Linked DNA regions of Mus musculus: region 2 is linked to region 1. A link is a loop called in an ENCODE intact Hi-C map of the cell type or tissue named here. Cell type or tissue: gastrocnemius. All regions are shown on one strand. Links, peaks and the distances in the headings refer to the core of each region. The heading gives the core; the rest is flanking DNA. Region 1 overlaps Nek1 (NIMA (never in mitosis gene a)-related expressed kinase 1). Region 2 overlaps Palld (palladin, cytoskeletal associated protein).

What was found. Hi-C counts contacts between places; a loop is a spot of excess contacts. Peaks named below come from ENCODE experiments on the same cell type or tissue, not always from the same donor. Only the 100,000 strongest peaks of a DNase experiment are listed, where the experiment ranks them.
Region 2: it touches region 1 in a loop (7-fold over the local background); 22 of 42 quality-filtered maps call a loop at or near these places.

Annotation. Positions count from the first base shown.
Region 1 is chr8:61,038,139-61,046,482 of GRCm38, forward strand. Nek1 (NIMA (never in mitosis gene a)-related expressed kinase 1) reads left to right here. Exons shown (of 33, transcript NM_175089.4): 12 at 5,095-5,154; 13 at 5,777-5,836; 14 at 5,922-5,969; 15 at 6,121-6,195. Among named protein-coding and RNA genes, the nearest start is that of Nek1, 49 kb to the left of the region's middle. In gastrocnemius, for the core only: a CTCF peak has its summit at 4,010 (motif pointing right); a DNase peak (open chromatin) is centred at 4,017.
Region 2 is chr8:61,512,337-61,520,680 of GRCm38, forward strand. It overlaps Palld (palladin, cytoskeletal associated protein), which reads right to left. Exons shown (of 22, transcript NM_001293772.2): 19 at 4,199-4,406; 20 at 3,533-3,698; 21 at 2,867-3,000; 22 at 1-1,188. The coding sequence ends at 1,016. Among named protein-coding and RNA genes, the nearest start is that of Cbr4, 29 kb to the left of the region's middle. In gastrocnemius, for the core only: a CTCF peak has its summit at 4,028 (motif pointing left); DNase peaks (open chromatin) are centred at 2,909, 3,987, 4,288, 4,767 and 1 more place; H3K27ac peaks cover 209 bases.

The DNA of each region.
Region 1 (8,344 bases), core at 160-8,159:
TTTCAAAAGTCTCATGTGATTTCCAGTGTTCTCTCTCTGCCTCAAGGTTATGCACCAAGATGTGAGCTCTCTGTTGTTTCTGCACTCTACTCTGTCCATGCCATTGTGGACTCACACCCTCTGAAACCATTACCCAAATTAGACACTTTCTAAGATGCCCTGTTCATGGTGTTTTATCACACTAATAGAAAAGAATAATAAAAGATAACTAAAGACAATATCTGTATTCACAATTCACTTTGTGATTATACCGTATCAATAATAGCCACCTCTTTCCCACATTTGTAATCTATGTTGGGAATCTACTGTGCTTTGTTTGTCTCCACATTATTATCAAATGCTTGTTTGTTTAGTAATAGTGTTTCTCCTATCTCTGTGTATAAACCTCAGGAGTATGAAGGTTTTATTATATTGGTCACCAAAAATTGCCACTGAAAATATATTCTGACCTGTAATAAGCTTTCTATACATATTTATTGAATAAGTGAATAAATGAGTGGTAACTTAGGCATCACGTCACTTTGAGACCTTAGTTTTTTCAAAGAACTGATATCCAACATCTTAGTGAAACTCATGTTAGAAAAATCATCTTCTCTTTATTTGTACTTTTAGTAAGATTTTGTTTTTACTTTTATGTGTATGATTGTTTTGCCTGCATGTACGTTTGTGCACTGCTGCATTTGCAGTGCCCATGAAAACCAGAAGACTGCATTGGATCTCCTGAGACTAGAATTACAAATGGTTGTGAGCCACCATGTGGGTGATGGGACTTGAAAGAAGGTCCTATGGAAGAGCATCAAATGTGCTCTTAACTACTGGGCTGTCTCTCCTGTCCTTCCTATCATTTGTAGCAAGTTCATGAGTACTGAGAAACAACTGGAGACAAAATGATAATAGTAGACTTCCTTAATCACACCAGAGAATGTTATGATAAAATCAATCATAAAAAAAATTCTCATTATTTATTTATTTATTTGTTTATTTATTTATTTATTAGTTAGTTAGAAAAGACCCATAGCTTGCTAGGATCATTAGTAGCTAAACACACTAAAACTTAATAAAATCTCTTTAACTTCCTATTATAATCTAAAAATTGAAATTATTAGATTAGAAACAGGCTCTTGGAAGTAAAAATGTATATACTAGATCCATGTCCAAAGTACTGCTGTGTAAATTCCGTGCTCGCACTTAGGTGATGTGGAACTCTCAGGATTCCACCTTTTCCTGCTCCTAGATTCAGCATAGCAGCTAAGTGGGCCTCTCACCAGTTACTGACCATGCCCTGTAAGCACGTTGTCCTCTCTTTTGTTTGATCTGTTCCCTCCCCTCCTTTTGAGTGTTTTTTTTTGCCTTTTGTAGGCCCAAGTCCCTTCAGTATCGCACTGTTTTCTTATAAGCCCTTGCCGGGTAAAATACTTATGTTCTCATCGCTTATCATTTAACTATGGAAACAATAAAATCCCTTGAGGGAACAAAAACCTACAGGAGCCACTTGTTTACGATGAGTGCTCTAGCTTTACCTTCTAGATTAACAAATAGGATGCTGGCATCATAGCCAAGGACACTGTCACATTGGCAGCAGTGGCATTTATGTTTAAAGTTTCCCAGTGATCAAAGGGATAGAAATGTTATAAATATGCTAATACTCTTTACCACAGACCTTTTTCATTTTTTTCCTCATGGTCTTCTGCCCCTGCCAATGGACAATAGGACAAATCTCCTTATCAGAACTTCTTCAGGACCTTATGTATATTCTTCTAATGCCATGTTTATTAGAATGTCATCTTTTGGGCAGTTTTATACATGTTTGCACAAAATGGCAAGTTTCTCAGTTTTTTTAAATGAATAAACGATTGAATGAATTAAATTCCTATTAGGAAAGCAATCCCCTTTATTTTCTAACTATACTAAATAGGATGAAAGGACAAATAAAACCCCTACTTTTAGGCACAACTAAACCAGTGTTCTTTGAGATGTTCCTTCGTGGGTATGGTATATAATGTATGTGTGTATGTGCTGTGTATAATATATGTGTGTATGTGGTAGCCAGCCATCAACTTCAGGTACCTTCTGTCCCTCTACACTTTATTTCTTGAGACAGGGTCTCTCAGGAAGCCAGAAACTCACTATTTTGACTAGGTTACTGGCCCACAGCTTCTAAGGTTACGGATAAACATCAGAAAGCCTGGCTTTTGTGTGGATAATGATTTAGAGTAAGTATTTCAGCATCTAGTAATAAATAAAAAACAACTTTTGAAATAGATTCTTTGCATACATAGATAATTTGGGTGATAACAACTTGGTTTCTTGTGAAGCACATTGGTATTTGAAGTTATTTTAATATAATCATGTCATTTTTTTCCATGAAGTATTTGGATAAATCTGAAATTGACTTACTGTGCTTTTGACAACTTTGAAAAATAAAAGAAGGGAGAAACACATTTTCAGTATCCAAACAATGCCTTTCTTTAAGCAAATTCTATGTATTTCACTTGTTGTCATCAAAATTGCATTATAGTCTATTGCTATGAAATCAGTTAAGTTGACTTCACTGCTACAAATATGCTTTTAAAAAATTTTATGTTCCATACCAAAATTTCTTTACAAACATGTTTCATTTTTTATAGATTTTTAAAAAAATATTAATTAAAAGTAAATTTATTTCATAGATATTTTCAAGACCTATTTATTCCAAATAGTATTTACACATGCAACCTATGTTTAACAGTTGTAATATAGACATGCATAGCTTGTCTGATTTCTTGGGGATAAAACTCATATTGGCCATGGGTAAAAGAGGGCAGACATACTTGTGTCTTTAAATCAATAAGAAATACACACTTGTGTGAACCTGTAGAAATAGACTTGTTTTACCTCTTGGCCACACACTAGTCTGTAAAAAAGAAGGAAATGGGGGCTGAATTAATAATATGGTAAAGGTCCCTTATTGACCAGGACTGAAACCATGTGGTTTTTTGTATAGCTGATGGACTCAAATAAAGTGTTTTTATTAATGCTTCCTTCATTTTCAGTTAGTATTCCATGTACACAAGCTGCATGCAGTGGAAATTTTGTATTCCTAGTACTAATATTCAGAATAATAGATTCCACCTGTCATAACCTGAGTGATGGAGAAACTGGCTCAGATGATAAAGGCTACCTACTGGCTTTGGGGTTTTAGGCAAGGTTATCACTTTTTAAATTGTTTTTTGGTTCTGTTATTTTTGGGACCGGGTCTTTCTGTGTAATAGCCTTGGCTGTCCTAGAACTCACCTTGTAGACCAGCCTTGCCTGGAACTCATAGAAATCTTCTTGCCTCTGTCTCCCAGGTGTTGGGACTAAAGGCATGTGCCACCAAGTCCACCACTTTCTGAATTTTTTTAAGCAAATAAGCCTGATTTTTCTAAGCCAACCCATTGAAAACTAAATAGTAACCAACACTTGAGATGTGCCATAACTTGTTTGTAAAAGATGTAACCTAACACAAATTCACTGTACAACAGAGACTATTTGCTTGATGACACAGAACATACACTTGCAGTGGTAAAAAGGATTTTATTCTGTATATTTTACTACAACAAAAGAGAATCGAAGTAAAGTTATGAAAATTTTAAAGAATTATAGAAACAAAACATAGCAACCAAATAGATAGGAAACCTGTCAAGCGTCATACCACAGATATAGACTGAGGAAGCAGCAAGTTTTGCGGTATTTTAGTTTTCTGAAGCAGGCTTCCACAGCCTCCTCATCTCCCAGAACCCTTGCTCTTTCTTTCTTCCTGAAGAGCTGAGGTGGTGTCAGCTAGTAGCACACTGCCTGACTGGGAGATAGTAAGTGCCTATTGCTCACTTTTCTTGAATGATTCCTTTTTAAATTAGTTTTCTTAAAAAAGGCCACTTCCCTGAAAAACTATGAAACATCTTTTATATTGAGATTTGCAGTAGTTTATGGGAGGTTGGCATATTTTCACTGGAGGTGCAGGCATTTCTTTAAGGCTGCTGACACTAAGCCACCAGAGGGAGCTGCAGGAGCATGTGTTAGCAGTGGGCTCACTTTCATTTGTTTTTGTTTTGTAGGTGACAGAAACCAGAACAATTTCCTTAGTATGGTATTTCTGTGTATCTCTTCAGTGTAGAAATAGCATTCTGAAAGTAATCAGATGATCTCAGAGGGCCAGCTTGGCATTTTATCCCATAAATACTCTCTATGTAAGACAATAGAGAAGATCAAATAATTTATAACCCATCGATAATATGCAGCCATCTTGAACACCTTCTTCTTGGGCTAGTCGACTCACGACAAAGTCTGACAACCTGAATTTGATTGCTGCTGGAGGAGGGGAGTCACTTTTCTTTGGGTGTGTGCCCTTAATATGTTGCTGGTGATTCATTGGCTAGACCCCCCCCCACACACACATGGGCATATATGGGTTATTAGACTCAGTTATAAAAACAAAAAAGAGAGGAAATTGAAATAGGTATGTGTGTTGATGGGGACCCAGGAGGAATTGGTGGGGAGAGATAAGAAAGAATGTACATGGCTCAAAATCATGTTGGGGCTTGGTGATACAAAAAGTGTTAGAGGTGAGAATTTGGGAGTATACATGATAAAAATGTACTGAATACATGTTAAAAATTTAAATATTGAATAAAATAATTATATATATATAATTATATATTGGTTTTTCAAGACAGTGTTTCTCTGTGTAGCCCTGGCTGTCCTGGAACTCACTCTGTAGACCAGGCTGGCCTCGAACTCAGAAATCCACCTGCCTCTGCCTCCTGAGTGCTGGGATTAAAAGTGTACACCACCACTAAATTGTTTTTAAATAAATCATTAAATATTTTAAAAATATGTTGTGAAAACAAAACTAGTTTGATGATAAGGAGCCCATTTTCATGATTTCTTTGAGGGTCATATTCCAGTTTCTTTAGTGAAAGGCATATCAAAAGGTAGTACAACAAATTTTGAAACATTTATGACCGTATTGGCTTTAACTTTTCCTACTTTAAACTTCCACAAATTTGTAATTTCCAAATGAGTGTCTTGCCTAATTTATCTAATTCGTAGCTTTATTTTATTTTATTTGTCCAGGCCCATCAAATTCCCGTGAAGAAAATGAATTCTGGAGAAGAAAGGAAGAAAATGTCTGAGGTATAAAGACACATGTGTGTTTATTTTAAAGCTTTTCAAAATAGTTCTTAAGACAACAGCAAACCCACTAATGTTATAGAGCAGTGCTTCTCAACCTAATTGCTTTGACCCTTTAATACAGTTCCTCATGTTGTGGTGACGCCCAACCATAAAATTATTTTCACTGCTACTTTCTTACTGTAATTTTGCTACTGTTATGAACCGTAACGTAATATCTGATATGTGACCCCTGTGAAAATGTCATTTTATCTTCCCAGGGGTCACGACCCATAGGTTGAGAATCACTGTTACAGAGCCTCTAACCCTTTCCACCTTGTTTCTTTCAAATATTTACAATATCTTGCTTTCTTCATTTCACATCTCCTTATTTCTTTTGGTGTCACTCTCGTGTTGATATATTTTCTTGATGAAAATATAAAAAGTAGAGATTATTAATAGAGCTGGGCAGTAGTGGCGCACATCTTTAATTTCAGCCCTCTGGATGCAGAGTCCAGCAGACCTCAGTCTGACGCCAGCCTGTTCTACAAAGCAAGTTCAGGACAATCAAGGCTACACAGAAAAACCCTGTCTTTAAAAAAATATATATGTATATATTGATATAAATATTCTCCTTTTGTTTAAGGAAGCAGCAAAAAAAAGAAGGTTGGAATTTATTGAGAAAGAAAAGAAGCAAAAGGATCAGGTAGTTGTTTGCCTTGTGTTTCTCCCTTTGCCTGGCTGTAGGGGATAAGAACCGGGTTCTGAGAAAATGTCTGAAACTGTTACAGATTAGGTTCCTGAAGGCTGAGCAGATGAAGCGGCAAGAGAAGCAGCGGGTAAGAGATGTCTCCACAGTGCATCTGCCCCTCCCCACACGTGCCTTATTTAAGGAAGCACACTGACTTGTATGTTATTGCTAAATGTATTCTATATGTTTTATATTAAGTAGTTGAAATGGTATTTTGTTTATTTTTCTTTCCCCAAAAGTTGGAGAGGATAAATAGGGCCAGGGAACAAGGATGGAGGAATGTTTTAAGGGCTGGTGGAAGCGGTGAAGTAAAGGTAGGCATTTGATCCCAATCGAGTAAACTGTTGTTTGTCTACAGTCTCCTCTTCTGTAAAATGTGTATGACTTTCTTCATGTACCAATAACATTTATCTAGAATTCTGTAGCATTTATTATGCTTTATTCCTTATCTGTGTATATTTAATATGTAATGTAATAATAAACAATAATTCGTGTGTGACATTTATAAAATCGGTTAAAACTTTCATGTGGTGGCTGTAATACAGATTTTACCCCCAAGGGAATTTCACAAATCAAATACAAAATCAAATATGCTCATTAGAACTTTTCACATAACCTTGAAAATTAATTCTCAGAAGATTTCCTTAACTGGCCACTGCTAGACTCTCCAGGATAGCTGTCCCCACCTCTATGGTGCTCTTCTGCCCCACTTCTGCTGAGCAGCAGGACTGACTTCCTAAGTGTGTGCACTGCACCTGCTGATTCTCCTGTCTTCCACTTACTCTCCTTTCTCCATTGCCAGCTCCCCTCTTTGTCCACTGCCTCTCTGCCTCCATTCTTTTACCTGGATAGCCAGTCACCTCAACAGCCATTTACCTAGTTTCTTTGGTTCACATGTTCCCTTTAGGCAAATGTGACTCTGGAACCTTGGAGAACTTAACTGTTTTGAGTTTATTTTCAAAGCCCAGAGCTTCCCTGCTTTCTCAGAAATGTCTTCAGCCATCCTTGTTCTGTCAGCTGCCTTCTCCCCCTTTGCTTTCAGAAGTACAGGCCTGTATTCGATACTCATAAGCTTAATCCTGAACCAGTCCCAGGGATTCCCTTCCCTAGGATGTGCACCCTGCGTTCCCTCCCCTTGGGTTCTGAGTAGAACTTGCTGATGGTAGCTCCTGTTACTAGATTACATTATGTGATAAAGGGGCACTCCCGTGATTACACTGACAGAGCGACTCCTTTATAGGAGACTGGAAAGGGAAAAGAAGCGTAGGAACATGTGTCTGCTGACCTGGACGGTAGCCACCAGCATGGATGTGGCAAGAAAGCATAGCTGGCTTCTGGATTATAACTGATCTCTAGCCAGTAACTAAGGAGAAACGACTCTCCTAGAGCCAGAGAGCTCTGAGATGCTGAGCCTCAGATATGAATGTAGCCCCCTCTGACTTAGAGCTTAATATACCTACCTAAATCATATACCTGCCTAAACCAGGGAATTAGATAATAAACCGATATTGTTTTAAGCTGCTTAGTTTGGAGTGAGTTTTTGCACAGCTGTAGGAACGGATGCATATCCTTTGTACTGTCATTTTTCTCTTGACAGTGAGCCAGCTGTTGCTCAGCTTGCAGTTAAACTGTCAATTCACATGTCTGTTGCTCGCACTAGCCTCTCAGTGTTGAAGTAGACAAGAGGTGGTTTTCAAAATGGACTGCTAACCATTCTTGTTTCTTCTCTCAGAGTTATGATGTGGACAAAAGTATGTTTTGTTTCTTTCACCTGTATGTATAGATATGCATATATATACTGTCCTCAATTTGTGTTGTTTCCTGTCTTTCAAGATGTTTCAGAAATTCAATTCGAATCTTTTTTTACAAGTCAGTACTTAGGTAAACGTGATATAGCACTGTAAGTACTTCAATTTTATATGAGTAGTACTTATTACTTCCTGGTCAATAAGCAGTAACTCAGGATTTGGTGCATGGTTTTGCTTTTGTTTGTTGATTGGTTGCTTTTTCTTTTCTTTTTTTTTTAAGACAAAAATTTATCTATTTTATGAATGTGAGTATACTGTTTCTGTCTTCAGACACACCAGAAGAGGGCATTGGATTCTATTGCAGATGGTTGTGAGCCACCATGTGGCTGTTGAGAATTGAACTCAGGACCTCTGAAAGAGCAATCAGTGCTCTTAACCCCTGAGCCATCTATCTCTCCAGCCCCCAGTTTCTTAGCTTTTTAAGACAGACTTTCTCTCTGTTACTCTGACTATCTTGGAACTCTCTCTGTAGACCTTGGTGCCCTTGAACACAAAGAGATCTGACAGCCTCTACCTCCCAAGTGCTGGGATTAAAGGTGTGTGCTACCTGGCTGAATTTGGTCCATGGTTAAAAATTAGCTTATTCTGAATTGAACTGTAGGCCAGGACTCTTATCCAGCATTTGTGCCAAATTCACCAACACTATTGAGAATTT
Region 2 (8,344 bases), core at 335-8,334, 470 kb after region 1:
TCTCAGATGGCCCCCCTGCCACCTCTATCATGTCCAACTTGCTCTACACACTAATATCTTCAACTACTACACACGTCAGCTACATGGAAGTTTCTACCACGCATGCGCTCCACACCTCCTGGTGTCCCCCTAGAGTCCTTGACAGGTTAACTGCAGTGTTTTCTACACCTGTGTTTTCAAGGATTCGGGGAAAACCAGAGCAGAGCCTGGCCTGGCCCTGATGTTTCACCTAAATGGATCTGAGATCCCCATGTGGGCAGCAGCTCCTTCCTTCCTTCTTTCTGTGCCTTCCAAACCTGCCTCCCCCAAATGCCACATGCCTTGGTCATGGTTTGGATGCCTCTTGTGGAATGGACTGTAATAAATGTCTGCTTTCTCCAGAACCCTTTATTAACTTTAAGGTAATCTTTTATTCACCACAGATTGTAAGCAAGCTTCCTGATAAGATAACAGACAAGGAAAACTCCTGATATGAACAGAATTTAAGGCAAGGACTTCCCTCTTTCTGATGTAACATAAGCAGTTTGCAAAGACAAGGCATTCCCTCGGCTGTCTCCACCCTTCTCTTTCTCATCCCCCCCATAGCGCATGAGGTTCACTGGGCCATCTGTAGACGCTGTGCTTCAAAGTCATCGTATCTTTCCAACATTCACACTGCCATGCTATAGCACCTATAGCTTGTATTTAAAGGCACTTAAATAACATCAATTGTGGTTACCTTTGAACGGTTGGTTTCTTTTGGCATTTTGGCATTTCAGACCATTTTAATCACAGCAGTTCCAAAAGTCTTAACTTGGACAATAAATGTGAATTTTCTGTGCAATGTGTACATTTCTATAAGCATCACCTACTTAGACTCTCTATTAAGTAAGAAAAATATGATTTTGGTGTTTTGTTTTTTTTTTTTTTCAATTTCCTAAGTCAAAAGTATACTTCTGCCTTTCCCATAATGCGACAGAGGAGTAGGCTGGTGGAAGCGCTGGCGTTCAGTTTTCAGCTTCAACAAGGGCGCCCATCACAGGTCTTCACTTTCTACCAAGCCGCTGTTCAGAGTCAGGTGAGATGGGCTGGCTTCAGGTTGGAAAGCGGCTTTGATGTCTAGTCCCTGGTCCGAAAGTGCTGCGTAGCGACTGGCCGAGGGCCGTACTTTTTTTGGCTTGGTGGTCTGTGGCTGCTGGTGCCACTGGGCTACAAAGAAAGAGAGCAAATGAAGATTTTTTTAACAAAGATATACTTGGAAATCCCTTAGAGGCTTAAGTAAATGCAGACTGTCTTGTGGCCCTAATCTCAGCACTTGGGAGGCTGAGGCAGGAGATTACTGCAAGTTTGAGGGCAGCTCGGGTTGCATGGTGAGTTATAGGCCAGCCTGCAATGCAGAGCCATAACCTGCCTCTAAAACCAAAGAAGCACACACACAAAACTGTCTTTTGATATATAACAGGGACATACAATTGCTTAAAAACTTTATTTTTTATATATGTGAGTATTTTGCCTGCATGTAGGTATGTGCACTGAGAATGTTTCTGATGACTATGTGTGTGAATGTTTTGGTTGTGTATGTGTGTGTGTGTATGTGTGTGTGTGTATGTATGTATGTATATATATATATATATATATATATATGCACACTGAGTATATTCCTATTGCCTCTATGTGTGTGTATGTGTGTTTTGCCTATATGTATGTACACTGAGTATGTTCTTGGTGCCTGGGAAGCCAGGAGAAGGTACCAGATTACCCTGGTATTAGACAGCTAAGAGCTGCCATGTGGGAGCTGGGAACTGAGCCTGAGTCTTCTGCTAGACCAGGAAGTGCTCTTAACTGCTGGCTACCTCTACAGTGCCCCACAGATGGACTCTGGGTTTAAGAATGAACAACCATGGTAGAGATGTGGACAATGCGGAGGCACTTGTGCATTTTGCTTCCAGGTGTCCCAAGTCACTGTCTGTCTGTGCCTGTGGGACTGGGAAGCCAGGCAACACAGAAAGTTTTGTTCTTCTAGTATCTGCAGAGTGGAAAGTCTCAGAGCAATTGATAAGTTTCCTATATCTGACCTAGATTCCTTCCCTTTTTTTTTAAAAATAATAATCATAGTTAGGAAGTCTAGATAGATCTCAACATTAATAAACTGAAGAGAACCAGACATCTGAGAAAGTTTCAAAAGACTATTACTTTCTCAAGCAGAGGTAATTTTCTTGGAATTAAAAGAAATATTTTCTAGTGTTTTTATTTATTTATCTTTATATCAATGGGTCATATAATTCTGTTGTAGTCCTGAAATTGAGTTGGTAGGGTTTTTTTTTTTTTAATTTAGGATGCATGTATACAAACACACATACACACATTCAAGAGTCTACTGCCAAGAGCTGCTGAAGATATTTTAATGAGGAAAGCGCTTAGCTATGTAAGTCCACATTCCAGAATCAAGGTATAGCCATGTTAAAACTACCCCAAGACACGGAAAAAAATATGATTTGGGAGGAAATGGTTAGAGACAGTCACTTGCAGAATACACAAATAAGAAAATGTGAAAGATGCGGATGCCTTTATGTTAACCCCTACGATGCTGAAGTGAGAAAGGCGCAGCTGACCAGCCAGCCTAAGAAACCAACATGCACATCTCGCTAATCAATCAAAGACCCTGGAGATACTTGGGTGTTTGTTCTCCTGGAAGGGTTTCACTATTAATGTCGGGAAACTACAAACAGAAAGAGAAAGAGTAATATGAATTTTTTTTTGGCAAATAAAATCCTGGCATATTAACTTAGAAATGTAAAGCTTAGAGTAATGAGATATATCACTCTGCCATCTCATTCTTAACCATTCAGTGTGTGAAATGCACCGAGATGAAATGAGGCGCACTCACTGTAGACATCCAGCCGGGCAGTGCAGGACACAATGCCTGCTTCGTTCTTGGCGGACACAGTGTACCACCCAGCGTCTTCCTTTGTGGCTCCCTGGATGAGCAGGCAGATGTAGCCATGATTATCCTGGTGCATGCTGCGGAAAAAGATAAAGTCATTAGGGCTCTACATTTTTAAAAAGTGGCTTTGGACATGAAGCATCATTTTTAATTAGGTCATTAGAAACGGAATTGTGCGAGCAGCAGATAATAGGATCATACTTATTCTAGAGAGGCAGCTAGCCCCATTAAGTTAATGGGAGAGCAGAGCAGACCTCAAGAGGGCGAGTAAATCCATGCACTAATTCTTAAGGGAAGACCCGCCTTTACAAAACCACAGGCTGGGCCACCACCATGGGAGCAAACGAATCTATCTTTTCTTTCTGATATACACATTTCAAAAATGCAGCCAGGTTAAGTCAGAATCTGCTTTGTCACATCCCAAAATTGCTCTCTTCCAAAGCTTAAGCCTACATTTGGACGAAGTGTGGCTCTCGTCTTGCACATCACTGATGATAACGTACATGGCTTTTACGCTCACCGATTTGCATGCAGTATCTGATGCGTCGTTTCAGCTAGCACCGGGACTGTGCAAGTTCTGAGGTAGACGAAGCCACCGTGCAGTCTTACCTTACTCGCTCAGTGCTGTGAGTGAGCGATTCATTTTCTTTCTTCCAAAATATCTGAGGTGGCGGCACTCCCGAGACACGGCATTCCAGCCGCACTGGGTATCCATCAGCAACCCCCGTGTTCTGTAGCTTCTCCATAAACACAGGGGCCTTGTGTGCTTCCTTAGCTAAGGGAACACGAGAGGAATGATCTGTTAGTGGCATGCCAAAGGGTCACTGCGAGGAACTCGGGAGCTTTAGAAAGATGAAGTACTGTTTTCACGTCGGGTGGTAAGAGGTTAGCCCTCCCCTCAAGCAAAGGTCTGTACGCTTCATTCCACTCACGTTATTTCCTCAATTAATTCAAGACTGATAGGCCCACATAGTGCCCGGCCATCTGCTCCTCAGAATGCCTGCCTGACAGGCCTCAGAGATTCGGAGTCATTGCTAGCAGCTGCGAGAGCATTGCTCTAATTAAGTCAACAGGCTCGCACAGGCCTTACCTACTGCTGCCACCTAGTGGTGCCGAGTATTTCAGCACCAGGATTCCCTGGCTGCCACCTGAAATGCCTTTTTTTTTTTGAAGATTTAAAATTTGGAACTCATAAAGTCATTACTTGACCACAGAATTCATTTCTTTGCCCACTAACTTGTTTCAGCAGTGAGAAAGAAATCACAGGCCACCTACCAGCAACCACAAGCTCCAGGTTAAACGAGTTCTGTCCTGCTCTGTTGGTGGCAATACATGTGTAGATGCCGGCGTCCCGGGACGTGACTGGCTCTATAATGAGGGAGTGGACCCCATTCTCACGGACCAGCATCTTGTGAGCACTGTCGGGGCGTATGGGCTTTCCATCTAGTTGCCAGCTGAGATCTGGGGTTGGTAACCCACTGACCTACACCAGAAAGGAGACACACATGAACTTCTCCAGTAGTAAAACCATCAAATCACCAAGAGTTACGGATCCAGAGTCAGTTCGTCCTCCGGTAGCACAAACAATGGCTTTTCCATGTTACTCTCTTGTTTAAAACCTTCCCGTGGTTCCCATGAGCACTGAGAGATACACTTCTAAACATCTTTTCTAGAACAATTCGGAGGTAAGTAAAACGGGGATTAAAACATATTTCTGTCATCTTCTTACCTCACCTAAGACTATAAACATTCCCAGGTGATGATGGCACCGAGCTCTGAGCTCTTTGGAAACACGGGAGGTGCAGCCTTTATAACAGTAACACTCAGCTGGAAAGCTTCCCACCAAGGACTGGCCATCACCATGGAGATGCATGTGACACAGACCTATTATTATTTTATAATCTTTGAAAGTGAATAACCAGAGCAATTTGAAATTGCCCAGAAAGTCAGACAAATTAGCATCACAATGGAGACATCCTGAAAACCTTAAGAGCTTGGCAGTTGTGTTGAACAGAGAGCAGGCCAAAGCATTCAATGGCTAGTCCCCCTTGCATTGTTAAAGGGAGGGGCAGTGGCCATCTGCTGGCTTTGTATAGGGCTGCCCTTGACTTTAGGATAGAAGAGAAGTGAGGAAGAGTTGATATTCCTCCTTCCTCCTACTCTACTAGTGGGAAATGATGTATTCTGCTACCCAAAGACTATTGGATCATAAAACAATCATAAAACTATTGGATTATGAAACGGTTCCTTTGAAACACTAGCCTTGTCTAAATCAGCCAGAGAACCCGTACAGTTCCTCCTGCCCCATGGTAAGTACTCATTCCTGCTACCAACAAGGTGTCTCGGACACATGTAGTCACATCTGGAGAATGTAAGGGGAAAAAGCGCAATTACGTCATGGGTTAAAGGGGTGGGGTTTCGAAAGAGCAGTAGTTAGGAAGTGGTTTCTCCTCATGTACCCTCTCCCCGTGGGAAGACACTAGAAGTGGTACAGAAATATCAGAGTAGATAGATAGTTATGACTGGGCTCCAGGTCCTGGGGAGCTTATAGTTTGTTCCCATTTTTCTGGGTTTGATAATGGACAAGCAGGATTTGTGGCCCTAGGGCAGGAAGGTGTTGACCGGGTCCTTTCAAAACAGGAAGTTTGCAGAGGAGCAGTTCCAGGGGGCGACGTTACTCAAGCAGAGTGAGCATGCCCTGTTCTCGTCATTGTCACTGCAGCTCTCCCAGTGAGTCAGAGAGCAGAGCATAGCACAATATGGTATCAGGAACTAAAGGTCACCACAGGTCGGCCACAGTCTGAGCAGTTGGTCCTCTTGATCCATGTGCAGACGCAGAGAGAAGAGCACACTTGTTATCTATCATGAAGCGTTCCCACCGAGCAGGCTTACAGCTGAGTGAAGGATAGAGCCTGTGAATGTACTGCAGGGGCTGTGGCGGGAGGGGCTCCATTCGGTGTTTGACTTATTATGACTTTTTCCTCTTTCAAATCTTAAATACACGGAAATTTTCCTTCGAAGTAGGTAGCAGTGTGGCATGTCTGTTCATATGGCTGGACACCTGTGTCCTTTCTTTCCTTCCTTCTTGTGGCCTAGGCTGGTGTCGAATTATTACGTAGCCAAGAATGCTGTTGACCTTGTGATCCTCCCATTTCTGCCTAACGCAGTGCCAGGATTACGGACTTGTGCCACCATTCCTGCTGACTTCCATATTTTCTCTATCCAGGTCATATCGTTATAGTGAATTCAACTAGTGATTATTTTAACTCTCAATATCCTTTTAATGGCAGAGGTGAAAGGATGTCTATGTTGCTGCTTAGAGCAATAGATAGTTATCAGAGCGCTACATATCAGCATATCGGCCACACCCACTCTTGCTACCTGCTTTTGTTTTAAGATCAGACTTGCTCTAATTGTACTCCTATGGGATGCAGTGTACATTAAAAAAATTACACATTTTCCTTAGTTTCTTTCCTTTCCTTGTTTTTCTGAAACAGGGCCCGTCTGTGTAATGCTAACTGGCTTATGTTTCCCTGTGTGTAATCAGGCTGGCCTGGGTCCCTGCCATCTGAGGGCTGGGAGTAAGGGTTTGTGCACCACACCTGGCCTATAATTCTGTTTTTAAAACTGCAGTTAATAACAACCTCGGGATAGCATCATCTTCTTTGTTGACTGGATATGCCATCCTATACATTATATCTGTGAATTAACTTAACACTTAAAGTGTTCATTTAGAAGATGGGCAAGCCAAAACTTTAGTTTGTATATTTTGCATCCGTGATGCCCTAGACCATGCACAACACACATCGTGGAATGATGACAATGAGCCATGCGGCACGTCCATGCTCTCGGGTGCTTATCTGTTCTCTCTCTCTCTCTCTCTCTCTCTCTCTCTCTCTCTCTCTCTCTCTCTTCTTATTTTGGTGCAGCAGGAACATTTACAACCTCCTGTCAGTCGCTGTCATGTGTTTGATGGCTCGGTAATAACCAGCATGCTCAACAATGGATTTCCTGAATGAATACTGGTCTCCTGATGACTGGCATTCCCAGCTGTGATTGACAGTTTCCCAATCCTGCTCTGCCAGCCCTCAGTAAGAATTCTTTAAGCCCCCCACCGCAAGGTCCTTTAGATGCTACAGGAAGTAGCATCTTTAACAGTGTCCACCAGGAACACTGCACTTTCACAAATGATGGAATTTCTTCTTTCAGTATACATTACATATGTATATTTTAAAGATATTGGAGCAGAGACTGAAGATAAGACCATCCAGAGACTGCCCCATCTGGGGATCCATCCCATATACAACCACCAAACCCAGACACTATTGTGGATGATAACAAAAGCTTGCTGACAGGAGCCTGATATAGCTGTCTCCTGAGAGGTTCTGCCAGTGCCTGACAAATACAGAAGTGGATGCTCACAGTCATTCATTGGACTGAGCACAGGGTCCCCAATGGAGGATCTAGAGAATGGACCGAAGGAGCTGAAGGGGTCTGCGGTCCCATAGGAGGAACAACAATATGAACTAACCAGTAGCCCCAGAGCTCCCAGGGACTAAACCACCAATCAAAGAGTACACATGGTGGAACTCATGGCTCAAGATGCATATGTATCAGAGGATGGCCTTGTTGGTTATCAATGGGAGGAGAGGCCTTTGGTCATGTGAAGGTTCTATGCCCCAGTGTAGCGGAATGCCAGGGCCAGGAAGCAGGAGTGGGTGGGTGACGGGGAGGAGAAAGGGGATAATATTTGAAACGTAAACAAAGAAAATATATAATAAAAAAACCAAGTGATAAAATGTAATTAAAAAGCAAAGAACTCAGAAAAAAAAAAAGGTCTGTTTATCTGTTGCAGAACACTTAAATTGAATCGGATTAAACAAATTAAATCACGGACACTGTAAGTGATAAGAATGCAGACCTCTGTGATGAGTGATTGCATTTCCTGTGGATCTATATCCAGCTGGATCATATGGTAGTTTCAGCATATGAATTCCTGTGTGCGGTGTTTGTGTGCATGTGTGTGCTCATGTGGGTAGAAGACAGAGGTCTATAGTTCTGCACCTCATTTTTAAGATAGGGTGGCTTACTGAACAAAGAGCTCACTGGTTGGCTACCCTGCATGGGTGAGCTCTAGGGGTTATCTGTGTCTACCTACCCTACCAGTAGTGTGTTATAGAGCACCAGCTTTCTATGTGGGTGTTGGAGAAATCTGAATTCAAGCTCTCATGTGTGAGCAGCAGACAAAGTACTGGCTCACTTATCTTACCAAGCCCCCAAAAAGCGAATGCTAAATTTATTTATTTATTTGTGTAAGGGTCATGCTATTGACCTGCCTGCATTTCATGCTATTGACCACTGGTTGTCTTGCATTTCAGGACAGTTTGTGACAGAGCCATGCTATGTTTGTTTGTGACAGGC